Linked DNA regions of Homo sapiens: region 1 is linked to region 2. The links are chromatin loops, found by intact Hi-C in ENCODE. Cell type or tissue: heart right ventricle. All regions are shown on one strand. Region 1 overlaps UBE3A (ubiquitin protein ligase E3A). Region 2 overlaps UBE3A (ubiquitin protein ligase E3A).

Region 1 (5,000 bases), 57 kb after region 2:
TGTCATTAATGTACAGAAATTCTACGGATTTTTGTATCTTGATTTTATATCTTACAACTTTACTGAATTTATCAGTTCTAACAATTCTCTGGTGGAGTCTTTAGGTTTTTCTATATACAAGATCATGTCATCTTCAAACAGGGACAACAATGTCTTCCTTTCCTACTGGGATGCCTTTTCTTTCTCTTGCCTAATTGCTCTTGCAAGGACTTCCGGTACTGTGCTGAATAGAAATGGCAAAAGTGGGCATTCTCGTTTTCTTCCTGATCTCAAAAGAAAAGCTTTTAACTTTTCAACATTCAGTATAACGTTAGCAGTGTGTTTGTCAATATGGCCTTTATTTTATAGAGGTACATTCCTTCTATACTTAATTTTTTAAAATTTTGTAGCACAAGAGAATACTGAATTCTGTCAAATGCTTTTTCTCAATTATCTCAATTATCTATTGAAATGATAACATGGTTTTGGCCTTTGTTCTCCTAATGTTGTATATCACATTTTATGGATTCAGGTCTGTTGGATAATCCTTGTACCCTTGAGGTAAATCCCATATGATCACAGTAAATGATCCTTCTAATACACTGTTGAATTTAGTTATTATTTTCTTCAGAATTTCTGCATCTAAATTAAGAATACGGGTCTGTAATTTTCTTTTCCTGGAGAGTTCTTGTCTGGCTTTGGTATCTAGGTAATGCTCATCTCCCAAAATGAGTTTGAAATTACTCCCTCTTCTTAAATTTCTCATAAAATTATGAGAACAATCTGTACTAGTTCTTCTTTAAATGTCTGCTAGAATTCAGCAGTAAAGTCACCAAGTCTTGGGCTTCCTTTGGTGGGAGATATTTTTATGACTGATACAATCCTTGTCACTGGACTGTTCACATTTTTCATTTCATGATTAAGCTTGGACAAGTTGCATGTGTCTAGGAATTTATCCATTTCTTCTATGGTAATCAATTTGTTGGCATATAATTGTTCAGTCTCTTATGATCCTCTTATTTCTTGTACTTCTCTGGTATCAGCTGCAATGGTTCCTCTTTCATTTCTGATTTAACTTGAGTCATCTCTTTTTTTCTTAGTCTAGCTAAAGACTTGTTGCTTTTATCATCAAAAAACACAACTCTTTATTTTTTTTATCTTGAGTCATCTCTTTTTTCCTTAGTCTAGCCAAATAACCTGTCTTTTGAGTTCAGATTCTTTTGTCTGCTTGCTCAATTCTGCTTTTAATGCTCTTTTGCATTTTTCATTCCATTTATTGCATTTTCAGCTTCAGAATTTGTTAAAAAATAATTTCAATCTCAAAATTTCTCATTTTGATTGCTGTTTTCCTGATTTTGTTGAATTGTTTATCTGCATTTTCTTGAAATTCATTGAGCTTCCTTAAACAATTACTTTGAATTCTTTGTCAGGCAGTTCATATATCTCCATTTCTTTATGGTTGGTTCAGGTGCCTTATTGTGTTCCTTTGACTGGTGTCACGTTTCCCTGACTGTTCTTGATCCCTGTAGTCATGTGTTGGCACCTGCACATTTGAAGAAGCTGAGACTTGTTCCAGTCTTTGCAGAGTGACTTTATTGGGTAAAGCCCTTCACCAGTCAGCCTGTCCAGAGATTATGCAGCCTGAGTCTACCGGGGCTGGCCTGGAGTCTGGGTCAGCAGGGTAGGTCCTGGAGCCTTGGTACACAGGTGCTGCTGGCCTGGCATCCTGGTCTACTAGAGTGAGCCTGAACCTTGGATCTGCAAGGACCAGTGTGAAGGCTGGGTAGGTGGATGTTGGCCTAGAATTTGGATCACAAGGGGCTGGCCAAGTACTGGGTTTGGACCCTTGTTCTGCAGTGATGTGAGGCCACAGGGGCCGATCTAGAGGGCAGGGCTGCAGGGACCACCCTAGCACTAGACAGGCTTAGAGCCTAGGGCTGTGGGATCCAGCTTGGTGCTGGGGTGGGCCTCCAAGCTTGGTTTGTGGGTATTGGCCTGAAGTTTGGGGCCATGGGGGCCTGCCTAGCATTGAGTTTTACTGGGGCGAGCTCAATGTTAGGGTCTAAGTCTGGTGTACACTTCCCCTCCTTCCCCCAGGTGAACAGTCTCTCTCTCCATGCTGGGATCTCAGGGACTGAGGGAGGTGTGACACAAGTAATGTAAAACTGTCCTTCTTACCCTTTTCAATGTGTCTTTTCTTATCTGTGTGCCACATTCAGGTAATCTCTCGTCTGGTTTCTTAGCTCTTATATTTTTGTGTGTAGACAGTTGTTCAAATTGATGGTTCTACAATGAGATGAGTGCTGCAAAGTGCTAGTCTGCCATCTTGCTGTTATCTAGACCTCAGGCTTTTCTTAAAACAACTCAACACTTTGGTCTGGCATCCCAACCTTTCCAATCATGGCCATCATCCACAGCATATAAATTCAAATACTCCAATGTTAACATCTTATGCACATGCCACTAATGATTCTGTTCCATCAGCTCTGCTAATATCCAACCCTAAAATACCATGCATAATCTTCTGGCTATTGGAGAAAAGTCTTTAAATTTCAAATGTGATAAAGTCTTTAATCTTAACTAGTCACTCAGTGGAATGAGATTCTCCTACTCTGATACGGTTTCTGATTTCAGGTAGCCAGCCAGTCAAGACTCTCAACTTCTGATCCACTTCTTCACCCATTCCCCTCAGTAGCTTCCTAAGTTTTCAGTCTTCTCAAAACCTCTAAACAAACCTTGTATTCCACAAAATATTATTAAAAAATGTTTCATAAAAAGTTTCGTGGTCACTAACCTACAGTAACATACTACCTTATATCCACTACAATGACTACTATTGAAGTACACACACACACACACTCTCACACAATATGTGATGGCAAGGATGTAGAGAAACTGGACCCCTTGTGCACTAGTGGTAGAAACGCAAATAGGTACAGTTGCTCTGGAAGAGTATGGCAGTTTCTCAAAATTTTAAAAATAAAATTACCATATGATCCAACAATTCCACTTCTGGGAAAACAATTCAAAGCAGGGTCTCAAAAAGATATTTGTACACTCCTGTTCATAGCAACATTATCTGTAATAGCTACAACATGGAAGCAACCTGAGCGCTCATCAACAGGTAAATGGATAAGCAAAATGTGGTATATACATACAATAAAACATTATTCAGCCTGAAAAAGGATGCAAATTTTGAAACATGCTAAAGATGGATGAAACTTGATGACACTGCGAAGTAAAATAAGCCAATCATAAAAGGGCAAAAACTGTATGATTGCACTTATAGGGGGTACTTAGAGCAGTCAAAATTAGACACAAAGTAGAATAATGGTTGTCAGAGGCTGTGAAGATAAGGAAATGAGGAATTATTGTTTAATGGGTACAGAGTTTCAGTTCTGCAAAACAGAGAGTTCTGATCGTGACTGTGCAACAATATTAATATACTTAATACCATTGAGCCAAATACTTAAAAATGGTGAAATGGAAAATTTTACATTATGTGTATTTTACTACAATTTTTTAAAGCTTAAAAGACAAGTCACATGGTTGGGTCACATAAATTTGAGAAATACATTTTATAGTCGTTTCTTGCAGATTCACAATATATACCGGCATTTAAATAAGGTTCCAATATTTTCAGTAAAAAAATCTTGATTTTTCCACCCTCACCCACAATTACAATTAATATCACACATCCATCTTTACTTCCTTGTTCTAATTTCATTAGATGGGCATCTTTCCTCTTATTCAAGGTCAATCACTATATCTGCATTTTTCTTTTTTTATATTACCTGTATGAGAGATACACCTGTATTTTTCATTCCAACCCTTAATACCTCGAAAAACTTTGCTTTGATAATTACTACCTCTATTATCTGAAACATCTTTAGTCTTCACAATAAATCACTAAAGTCTTACTTACTTCATGTCCTAAATATTTGTCTTAAATCCAGAAAAATTTATTTTGAATTCCTATTATACCACTGTCATTGTCAAGGCTCTCACTGACTGAACTACCTTACCACCACACGTTTCTCTTCAATCCTTTCTCTCTTGCAAGGTTATTAAAAATACACGTTTGACAAACTTACTATCTACCTACTGAGCAAATTCTTTGCTGACTCCCTAATACCTTCTATCACATCTTATCTTCTTCATTTTCCTACCTCTCAGCTAGTTTATGATCTAAAAGTCCTCAACTGCCTATTGTCCCCTACTCCCTATGCTGCTTCTAACTTTGGCTCATACTTCTGCCTGGAATAAGCCGCTCATGCTTCTAGCTGCCTGATTCCCAGTCACATTTCAAGACTGAACTTAGCATTTCCTGGCCACTCTTACTTCCCTGCCATCTACACTAGATTCCTATTGCATACCTGGGTACTCCAGTACTCCTTCATGTTACTATTGTATTTTGGATACCATTCTACCTCAGTGACTGAAATTATTTGCTTCTGCATCTTTCACTCTTGAGTATAATATAAATTTCTGTAGGGTGAAAACTAATTATTACGCATCTCTGTATCTATAACATAGTACTTGATGCCTTAAATATGGTAGGCGTTGAGACTGTTAAACTCAACTCTTTCCTCAACCTCCCTATTTCCCTACAACTGCTACCAGGGAAGCAAAAAGACTAAGAATTTAGGCGTGTGCATTTATCTATCTAGTAGTAGAAACCTAGTAAACTGTTACCGAGGTTTAGAGTTATCTGATAGGAAAAAAAGTAGGTATGTTCCTATCTCCCATTTACTGCTAAATGATTCCTTTCTTTTAACCAGAAATTATTTCCAAATAATGTGACGTAATTTAAAGCAGTCTAGGGCAACTCAAAATAAGAACCACAGTCTCAACCAAGTTACACTTACATTCGGCTAGCTTCAATGTCGTCAGACTGAGGTTCTCCTGATCTGTAAAATGCAATTGAGAAACAGTTAGCAAAATATTCCATATTCCAAAAAAAAAGGTAGACATATTACTTAGGAAGACAATTTTGTAAACAAGATTTAAGCACTAAATAA
Region 2 (5,000 bases):
GGTAGACAAAAGTAGACCAGAAAAATTCAGTCATAAACAATGGGAAACTAGTAACACCACATTCCAACACAAAAGGAGAATGCAGCAGCAGACAAGACAGACCACCAGTGATGAGAAATACAAATTCAGAAAGAAATGAGCACATCTTAAATAAAAATAAGAATACTAAAAAATACTGAAGAAATATGCAAGGTAACTTTGGAAATAAAGGCTAATTTTATTATAAGGTGACCAAAGAAGAAGCAGTATGACTAAAATTTCTACTGAGGACAGACTCTAGAAAATTAAAAAACAAAGAAAATGAATAAAATAAACATAACTAAAGAAATGCATATCAAAGCATAATAACGAAAAAGATTAATAGCTAACTACATAAACATAAAACCTTTCATTTGGCAAAAAAATCCTATAAGCAAGGTTAAAAGACAAATGACAAACTGGGAAAAAATATTTGCGAATTTACCAGCGTTAAAGGACTAATCTCCTTAACATATAAAGTTTCTAAAAGTGAAGAAAACGACCAGCTGAGCAGCAAAATGAGCAAAAGACTATATAAAACTATAAACAGCTCTACAAGAAAAAATGTCCATTATCATTCATAATTGAGGTAAGCTCAAAAATTGTAACTATAGTAAAATACCATTTCTCAATTGGCAAATAAGTAAACATCCACATTTAACAACACATTCTGTTTGGAAAGTTTTAAGAAAAGAGATACTGTTGTAAACTGCTGGTGGGAATGCAAAATGTTATTTTTCTGTGAAGGAGGATTTGGCAGTATCTAGCAAAATTACACATGCATCTACCATTTGATGCAACAATCCCACTTCTAACAATTTATCTTAATGATACTTTACATATGTACGGAATAATGCATGAACATTAAGAGGATTCACTGTGACATTAGTACTAACAGCAAAAGGTTAAAAATAACCTCGATGCCCATAAATATTGATAAGCTATGCTGCATCCACACAAAGGAGCAGTATTCAGTCATACAAAACAAAATGGAAAACACCTCTGCAATAATGTGGGATGATTCTCAGGATACACTAGGAAGATTATTTTCCTAGTTCTGTCCTCTGATAAGGCCTACAAGCAGTAACGTTCAAAAGCAAAGGCCATACTTTGCATCTAAAATCTGACTTCTAAATGCCATTCTCCAACAATTTATTGGAAAAATAACTTATTCCAGGCCTGAGAATGAATGTTCGAGATTAGTTAGAAATCTCAAAATCTAATAGGGTCATTTTAAAAGCACACGATAGCTAAGCAATTTGAATATCATTTAGAGTAATGACTGTGAAACGTATTAAATACAAAAACATTCATTAGTTCGTAATATTCAAAAAGGCAGCAAAAACCAACCAAAAAACAAAATTAAATTGTCACTATTAAAATTATTACATTAACTCCTTACTCTAAAAACCTTAAATCTATTTTATCATGCCTTTTCTGTAGAACTGTTTTTCAAGGTAATCAAATGGCACCCAATGATGAGAAAAAAGAATGCCAGGTATATATGTAGGACAAGCAGATGGAAATTTTTTTTCCCCAAACAGCCATTTTGCAATCCCCAATGAGATAACAGATTAAGGTAATGATACTGATAAATACGAAAATCAGGTGAAGGGCAGGTAGCAGGTTCTGGAAAGATGATGATGGCAACGACATAGTTATTATTATTATTATTTTTTGTTTTATTCCCTCCCAACCTCCCCTACAAAAACAGCAAACTGAATGAGAAAACCAAAGACCCAGAGACATTATCTACAACAAAACCATGAACCATTGCATATAATTGGACAGAAACAAAGCTCTGACAACTACAAGACTGGTTAGTAAGGAAGCAGATGCAAGGTAACTGACTGGGTTTCTGACAGCCCTGAGAACACTGCCAACCCACTGGAAAGCACAGGCCAATCTGAAAACAGGGCTTAAAGTTTTAAAAAGTTCTACAGGATCTAATTTGCAGATGATTACAAAGGGATCATGATGTAGTAAGCTCTGGGCCCTTAAAACACCCGAATACCAAACCCCCACCAGAAACAAACCTTGTACCGAGGAAAAACTTCTGGGAATAACTTCCGAATGGACCAGGTCAGTAATAAAAACCAAAAAAAAGTTCAAATATATGTGTGGGATAGAGGAGTAAAGAAGGCAGTTTCAGAAAGCACAAGGGCATATTTTTGACCATTTTACAAAAACACAGACTTCTCCTCGTCCCTAAAAAGCGAAAAAAGTTATCCTGGCCCATCTCTCCCTCGTCCAAGTATGAGAAACTCATTTCACTCACACACACACACACACACACACAAATAAATAAATAACAGAACAGAGTGAAACAGTGTAATTATTAGAGAAAAAGTATGTGCATATACATGAGAATGGTGTCCCTACAGAAAATCAAAGTACATGAAACAATATGCAAATAAAACATGAAAACTGTAAACAAATTTCAAACTGAGCTAAAAAGAATTTAAAAAATAACAAATCATTAGAAATGGGAAATTTCTGAATGAGGGTAACTGAAAAAAAGGAAGACATGACACAACTAAGGAGTAATTAGAAATGCAAGGAAAAAAATCCCATCAAATACAAAGAAACTAAAACTAAACTAGAAGAAACATAAAGGTGAATAAAACAGAACAATAATACCAGAACCTGAAGGCAGAAGAAAAATCTTAAAATCAAAAAGAAACAAACCCATGCTTGAGACTCTCCTTGCTGGTCCAGAGCCACAGTGCTGCTGTGTACTGGCAGGAGGAATTCTGCTATAATTGGTCCTGGCAGTGTTCACCTTTCCTGCAAGTGTTCCACAGCCCAGGGACACAATGTGGTCAGGAGCACTGCCAGGAACACCAGCAAGGGGGAGCCTGCCACAACAGGCACAAGGCTCAGGAAGCACTCTCCAGCCCACGAAAATCTAGTGGGGGTCCTCTTCCCTCACCCAAACACACTCTGCGCAGCTCAGCCTGGAGAAGGCCCCTCAAGCAGCACTACTAGGAACCAGTGCGAGCCCCAGTGGACTGAGATAAAAGCAACAAACCAAAACAGCACCATAAAGCCTCTGAAAAATGGTCACTGGAACCACAGCTCACAAATATATGCTAGTACCTACATGCTATACCTTAACAGGTTACTACTGAAGTTAAAATTTTTAAAAAGTACAGAGTCTCCTGATATAATAACTAAAATGTCCGAGACACAATCCAAAAATTATCTGTCATACCAAGAACCAGGAAAATTACATGAAGGAAAGAAAACGCCAACACTGGGATGAGTAAGATGCTGAAATTATCTGGCAAGGATCTTAATGCTGCCATCAGAGAAATGATTTGACAAGCAATTACAAGTTCTACTGTTTCAAAAACGAAACAATAGAAAATCTCAGCAAGGAAACAAGATACAAGGAAAAAAAAGCAAATGGAAATTATAGACCTAAAAAATACAATAGGAGAAAAATAATCATTAGATGGGCTCAACAGTAGAGTGAAGATGACAAAGGAGAGAAATCTGAACAAAAGAGAGAAAATAGACTGAAAAATGAACCATGCCTCAGGTCCATGTGGAACAGTAACAAATGACTCAACATTTGTATCATTAGAGGCCTAGAATGGAGAAAAGAGTGACGCTGAAAGAACACCTGAAGAAATAATGGTTGAAAATTTTCCATGTTTGGCAAAAGACACAAACTTACAGCTTCAAGAAGCTGAGCGAACCCCAAATAGCACAAATAAAACTATTCTTTGGGAATAAAGGGAAAATAAAGTCATCTTCAGAAAGAGAAAAACAAAAAGAATTTCTCACTAGCAGAACTGCCTTTGAAGACTGGCTAATGGAAGTAATAAAAGATGGAATCTTGGAAAAAATAATGGAAATAGCAGAAACATGGGTACATACAACAGAGCATCACTCCCTTGATAAGTTCTATAAGTCATATTGGATAACTGATACAAAAACTGTAATAGCATTAATCCTCAAAACAATACTATTTAAAAGTGGGGAAAGAGACCCAACTGAAATTAAGGTTTCCATATCTCATTCCATGTAATGGTATTGATGGCAGTGAATGGTGGTAAGTCACATTATCTATAATGTGATACCCACAATGACCGTGAAAACAACTATAAAAAACACATAGAAGGCCAGGCATGGTGGCTCATGCCTGTAATTCCAGCACTTTGGGAGGCTGAGGTGGACAGATCACAAGGTCAAGAGTTCGAGACCAGCCTGGCCAATATGGTGAAACCTCATCTCTAATAAAAATACAAAAATTAGCCAGGTGTGGTGGCATGTGCCTGTAGTCCCAGCTACCCAGGAGGCTGAGGCGGGAGGATTGCTTGAACCTGGGAAGCCGATGTTGCAGTGAGCTGAGATTGTGCCACTGCACTCCAGCCTGGGCAACAGAGCGAGACTGTGTCTCGAAACAAAAACAAACAAACAAACAAAACAAAACCCAAACACTAAATAAATCAAGGGTCTTAAAAATCTTAAAAAATGTTCAAGTAATCATGGAAGGCAATAAATAAATAACCATAAACAGAAGACAGAAACAGAAAACAAATAATAAAATGGCAGACCTCTCCCTAACATATCAATAATTACCTTAAATATAAATGGTCTAAATAAAAAAATTAAAAGGCAGAGACTAACAGTTTTTATTAAAATGACAACTATATGCTGTTTACAAGAGATTCGTTTCAAATTCAGCAACACAGGATGAAAGTAAAATGATAGTAAAAGACAGATCATGCAAACATTAATTTAAAAAAAAACAAATGGTTACACTCATATCAGATTCAGAGCAAAGAAAATCGCAAAACAGAAAAAACTTATATAATGATAAAGGACCAATCACCAAGACATAGTAATTCTAAATGGGTATGAACCAAATGATAGAGCCTCAAAATAAATGAAACAAAACCTGATAAACAGATAAATCTCAGAAGCAGACCTATATAAATATTCTCAAGTGATTTTTAACGTATGTGAAAAAA

Evidence for each region. Peaks named below come from ENCODE experiments on the same cell type or tissue, not always from the same donor. Only the 100,000 strongest peaks of a DNase experiment are listed, where the experiment ranks them.
Region 1: a loop joins it to region 2, with 4 times the contacts of the local background. A loop is called at or near these places in 5 of 110 quality-filtered maps.

Annotation. Positions count from the first base shown.
Region 1 is chr15:25,400,614-25,405,613 of GRCh38, forward strand. It overlaps UBE3A (ubiquitin protein ligase E3A), which reads right to left. Exons shown (of 13, transcript NM_130839.5): 4 at 4,848-4,889. All of the region lies in intron 147 of SNHG14 (small nucleolar RNA host gene 14), which reads left to right. Among named protein-coding and RNA genes, the nearest start is that of UBE3A, 36 kb to the right of the region's middle. In heart right ventricle, no CTCF peak of the experiment used is centred here; no DNase peak of the experiment used is centred here.
Region 2 is chr15:25,343,274-25,348,273 of GRCh38, forward strand. The region is part of intron 11 of UBE3A (ubiquitin protein ligase E3A); the gene reads right to left. The region is part of intron 146 of SNHG14 (small nucleolar RNA host gene 14); the gene reads left to right. Among named protein-coding and RNA genes, the nearest start is that of SNORD109B, 67 kb to the left of the region's middle. In heart right ventricle, a CTCF peak has its summit at 2,858; a DNase peak (open chromatin) is centred at 2,858; H3K27ac peaks cover 553 bases.